Linked DNA regions of Homo sapiens: region 1 is linked to region 2. Evidence: chromatin loops called from intact Hi-C (ENCODE). Cell type or tissue: GM12878. All regions are shown on one strand. Links, peaks and the distances in the headings refer to the core of each region. The heading gives the core; the rest is flanking DNA.

What was found. A loop is a pair of places that touch in the nucleus more often than their neighbours do. Peaks named below come from ENCODE experiments on the same cell type or tissue, not always from the same donor. Only the 100,000 strongest peaks of a DNase experiment are listed, where the experiment ranks them.
Region 1: it touches region 2 in a loop (8-fold over the local background); 2 of 110 quality-filtered maps call a loop at or near these places.

Annotation. Positions count from the first base shown.
Region 1 is chr10:62,851,775-62,854,695 of GRCh38, forward strand. No RefSeq gene overlaps it. Among named protein-coding and RNA genes, the nearest start is that of EGR2, 37 kb to the left of the region's middle. In GM12878, for the core only: no CTCF peak of the experiment used is centred there; DNase peaks (open chromatin) are centred at 567 and 1,417; H3K4me3 peaks cover 1,084 bases; H3K27ac peaks cover 1,161 bases.
Region 2 is chr10:63,008,989-63,011,909 of GRCh38, forward strand. No RefSeq gene overlaps it. Among named protein-coding and RNA genes, the nearest start is that of NRBF2, 120 kb to the right of the region's middle. In GM12878, for the core only: no CTCF peak of the experiment used is centred there; no DNase peak of the experiment used is centred there.

The sequences.
Region 1 (2,921 bases), core at 110-2,609, 160 kb before region 2:
AGTCCATGGAGGATTGAAACAACTGGTCAACAAGGAAAGAAGTCAGCCAGAATGATTATTTGACCTTGGACAGATCAAAAAGGAAAATTGTTGGACTGACTTTTTTTTTTTTTTGCATATGTTGACAGATGGAGTCAAGTAGAATGGAAAAGTGATTTGGATAATGCAGTCAAACTCCAAATGATTCTTTTGGTCCTACCAACAGAACAATCAAGTTGTGAGATCTGTCTCCTGCCTTGTGTTTCCTATATGACATGTCTTCAGGAAGACAGTGGCCAGAGGATGGGCTCCAGGAACATGAGGTCTTCGGGTCTAGACACCAGTTGCTGAGTCCAGGAATGTTAGGGGTACCAGAACCTCATCACTTTCTCTATGAAACATATTCCAAGACCCAGGAGGAAGGGACCCTGAGTACATGAATTGTTTCTCCAAATAGGCAGAGAGCTCAAGAGAGAAGAGGTTGTCATTTAGTCTGATTATTTAGGGGATCATAGCAATTGAAAGGCAGAAATGACCTCAAATGCCATTCTAATCTGAGTTTTCATTTTACTCAGAGGAACCTGAGTCCCAGACACTTGCATGAGGTCCCATGAAGTCAGTGACAGAGATGAGACTAGAACAAAGTTATTTTCAGTTCTGAGGCACAGCTCTATTCAAGAAACTTCGCTTTACATTCTACCTCATGACTTTACTGCTATTCCTTTTTTTTTTTTTTTTTTTTTTTTGAGACAGAGTCTAGCTCTGTCACCCAGGCGCTGCAGTGCAGTGACACGATCTTGGCTCACTGCAACCTCCATCTCCTGGGTTCAAGTGCTTCTCCTGCCTCAGCCTCCTGAGTAGCTGGGATTACAGGTGTCCACCACTGTGCCCGGCAAATTTTTGTATTTTTAGTAGAGATGGGGTTTTGCCGTGTTGGCCAGGTTGGTCTCAAACTCCTGACCTCAGGTGATCCACCTGCCTTGGCCTCCCAAAATGCTGGGATTACAGGCGTGAGACACCGCACCCGGCCTGATATTCCATTTTCATGAGGAAAAGGAAGCAAGTGGGAATGAATTAAGATGAAACACCAGTATGTAGAGATGATATTCCAGTGAAGTCAGGATTTAAGGTGAAAACTCTGCCTGGTCAGGTTGATTCTTGGCAATATCTCAACTAGACACCATGCTGGAGACCAGCAGGGGCCCCCTCTCTGAGACAAATGCAACCAGCTTTCCTATCCAGTGTTGGGAAAATGCACTGCTTCTTTAGTTGAGCACAAAGTATTTGGCTTATACCTAGGGGCTGTGCTGGATAAAAAACACATATCTCATAAAATCACACCCAGGGTGGGTTGACTTCAGCTCTTGCAGGATTGAAAGCAGCAACCTCAGTTCCTCTGACCACACAGGAACCACAGTGCCCTCCTGCCCCTCTAGACAGTTCCACATTTTGCCTCAGTCAAATTTCACCTTTGCAAGATTTCCTGCAGAACCTCCCTAGAGTCAGTCTTTCCCCTCTCTGTGGCCTCATTACCCATAGTTTTAGATTCTGTTTCTAGTACTTCATCAAAGTATTTTAAAATATTTCCACATAATCAGAGCACTTAGAGTCATGTATATTTCCTTCTTTTTTGTCAAATATAGATCTTTATATTTTACAGCTTTATTGAGGTATAATTGACCAAAAAACTGTATAAATTTAAGCTGTGCATGTGACGTTTTGATGTACGTTGTGAAACAGTCACCACAATCAAGCTAATTAACACATCCGTCACTTCACATAGTCATCCTTGTGTGTGTTTGTGGAGAACACTTAAGATCGGTTCACTTAGCAAATTTCAAGTCTATAATACAGCGTTATTAACTATAGTCACCCTGCTGTACATTTGATCTTCAGAACTTTTCAGAGTCCTTTGTATTTCTAAAGCAGCCTTTGAATTTGGGAACGGAATAGAAACAGCATTGGACAGTAGTCAGAAGACTTGGATTCGAATGTGTATGGTTAGGGCCCAGATAAGAAACAGATGACATATTCAATGGAAACTAGTAAGTAAAAAGGGACTATGTAGCAAGGCATGAGCCAGGTTCAGCAGGCTGGAGTTAGCAACAACGGAAGCCTGGTCACTCCTGGGGTGAAAGGAACCACAGGATGGAGCTGCGGCTTTGGGTCGAAAAATGCAACCGCTACTGAATCACATCCCAGAAGGGAAGCTGTTGATGGAGTAAATACCCCAGCCTTGCCCTCTACTCATCCTCCAATCTCTTGCCTTTGCCTCCCACCCAGAAGGCTAGAGAACCTGATCCATGTAGTTTACAGAGCTGGCTGGCAAAGGGAGCCAGGCCAATAAAGATGATCCAGCACAGGCTGCAGCTGAATCACTTCAGACAAACCTCTCCACTCTCTGATCCTCAGGATTTGTATTAGTAAAAACAAGTGGGTTGATCATCAGGAAGTGTCTCTGCTGCCTTCCTGCCTAACGTCCAATGACGCTATGACTGTAGGTAAAATAATGCACACATATTGATTTTTTAGATTTCCAGGGGCAGATATTCTCAATAAACCAGGACATAACTGCTGCTGTTAAAATGCTTCTTGAAACAGAATATGTGGAAATAGAAAGTCATGTCTTTATAACATAATTCAATGCTTAATACATTTCTGAGAAAAACAAGCTAGTCATTATTCTTTACTTTAAAAAAAAGTTACTTTTTTCAGCCTTGTTTATGCAACATCCCAATGTATGTCTTGAAAAATTATTCAATTCTTTTTTTTTTTTTTTTTTTTTTTGATGGAGTCTCGCTCTGTCGCCAGGCTGGAGTGCAGTAGCACAATCTCGGCTCACTGCAAGCTCCACCTCCCGGGTTCAAGCAATTCTCCTGCCTCAGCCTCCTGAGTAGCTGGGACTACAGGGGCACACCACCACACCCAGTTAATTTTTGTAG
Region 2 (2,921 bases), core at 93-2,592:
TCTGAACTGACTGTGATTCTGGAATACACAAAATAAATAAAATTCCATGAGCAAACGATAAAGTGCTTTATTAGAAAGAACTCTGGACTTGAGCTCCTCACCTCAGTTTCATGAAAGCAATCCATTTCTACCTGTCTCAAATATTAAGTTTCTGCATAAAAGTTCATTTGAATATGGCTGAGCATGGTGGTTCATGCCTGTAATCCCAGCACTTTGGGAGGCTGAGGCAGGCAGATCATTTGAGCTCAGGAGTTCCAGACCAGCCTGGCCAACATGGTGAAACCCTATCTCTACTAAAAATACAAAAATTAGCTGGGCATGGTAGTGCATGCTGGTAGTGCTCCAGCTACTCAGGAGGCTGAGGCAGGAGAATCACTTGAACCCAGGAGGAGGAGGTTACAGTAAGCCTAGATTACACCACTACACTCCAGCCTGGGCAACAGAGCAAGACTCCATCTCAAACAAAACAAAACAAGTTTGTTTGAATAAAAACAGTTCCTAGTGGAGTAGAAAAGAAAGGGAAAAACCATTGGACAAAATGATCTCCTGGCTATTTGAAATAAGTTGAACTTACATTTTCACTCATATGACATTCTGGAAAAGGAAAAACTGCAGGGATAGAAGTCAAATCAGTGGCTGCCAGGGACTGGGGGAGGGACTAGGGATGAAGAAAGAACTGATTACGGAGAGGAACAGGGAGCTTTTTCGAGTAATGAAAATCTTCCACATGTTTATTTTGGTGCTCTACACCTAAAAAGTGTGTCTTTCTTGTATATAAACTATATCACAATATACATGACCCCATAAAATGACGTCTCTAAGCCCCCTTTGTCTCTAACTGCTAGAAATCTTGGGGATGTCAGCTCTCAGGCAGAATGTGTGAAATGCAATTTGAACACTTAGACTGTCATTGCTTATTTTTTAGCTTTGTTACTGGGCACTTGTGGGCTTTTATCCTTAAGTTTATATCCCTTTGTTTTGTCAGTAACATCCCATTTCCTTTTGAGGAATTAATTCTCCATCAAATGCTATCTTGGTGAGACTGTCAGTGCAATCCTCTCCTACCCAAGAAATAGGCATGTGACCCTAGCTTTGCCAGCTACGACCTCTTTTCCAAGACTTCAAGTCTTCATAATGAAGGGAACAATTATGTCCTTTTGAGAAATGTGTCTTGATTGCTGTCACCTAGACCTCCAAAGCAGCCCTTGCTCTTGTCTCTTTCTGATTCTGTTTCCTAGACAACTTCAACCCTTCCATTTCTGTATCAGAATAATACAGAATAATGCATAATGGCTCATCAGAATAATACAGAATAATGCATAATGGCTCATCCAGTATCATCTCTAAGCCCTCTGGCATCTCTTCTTGTACTATAGAGGCTAGAAATTAAAACTACATTTCCCAGAGTCCCTTGCAGCTAGAGTTCATATGTGACTAGAGTTCACAGGAGATTGGGAAGACAGTTCTGAGTTGCATGAGATGGTAGCTTCACATAGGAGATAAGGTCATCTTGGGTAACTTGGGTAGAAGTTCTGTTATTTGTAACCCAAGAATCCTACTAATACATCTAGTCATCAAGTAATTCAGTAAATTATCGTTGGACATCTGCTATGTGCCAAGTACTATATTAGAACCTGGGGATATAAAGATGATAGAAACAGTATCCATGCCTTACACACAACCACATGGATGAATCTTAAAGACACCATGTTGAGAGAAAGAAGCCAGACTCAAAAATGTACATCCAATATGATTCCATTTATATGAGGTTCAAGAAAAAGCCAAATAAATCTATGATAGAAGTCACAGATTATGACAGATGTCAGAAGAGTGGTCACCTCTGAGGATGGGATATTTGACTAAGAAGAGGCCTAGAGAAGTTTTCTGGGGTTTTGGAAATACTGTGTGGCTTCATCGGGGTGGAAATGTAAAAAAAATCCTCAGGCTGTACACTAAATATTAGTGCATTTTAGGAATATTATATGTAAATTAAAAGAATTTTAAGAAGCCCATAACCTAGCTGGAGAGCCAAGCATCATTTAGAAAACTCAAATATAGATGATAAGGCTGAGAGACGGGGATTAGATCCTATTAAGTTACAGAGAAGCAAGACATGATGAGCTCTCCTTAAAGCAGGCATGTCAGTGGCAATCAAGGAAGGTAACTTGTGGGTAGACTGAAAAGGTCCTTAAATGCCAAGAAAATAAAAATATTTTTAACACAATTATCATTCATCTTTCTTTTGGAACAGGAAGCTAAATTTTTCTTGAGATGGGGTCTTGCTCTGTTGTCCAGGCTAGAGTGCAGTGGCACAATCACAGCTCACTGAACCCTCAAACTCCTGGGCTCAAGTGATACTCCTGCCTGAGCCTCCTGAGTAGCTAGGACTACAGGCGTGTGCCACCACACCTGGCTCATTTTTTAAAAAATATTTTGTAGAGACGGGGTCTTGCTATGTTGCTGAAGCTGGTTTCAAACCCTCGGCTTCAAGTGATCCTCCCGCCTTGGACTCCCAAAGCATTGGGATTAAGGCATGAGCCACCATGCCTGGCCAAAATGCTAATTTTTTTAAAGAGAGAAAAACTAATTTTATTCTCATCTTATGTCTTTCCCAGGCTTTTACAGAATATAATATCCTTCTATGAATTATTTAAAGTATCCTGTATTCAAACTGCTAGTCAAAAAATAAAATTTTTAATTAAAAAAATACAAAAATAACTATATAAAACCTTTGTGCTCACTGGAGCATAAAAAAAAAAACAACAGCAACAAACGCTGAAACTAGTTTTGCTTTTGATTTTCCAATTTAAGGTTTTCTTAAGGCAATCTTGAAGGTTTAGAACCCAAAGAAAATAAGAATTTTATTTACCATTATTGGAAGTCTCCCATCCTTTCTACTTAATTCTTAAATGATTACTGTG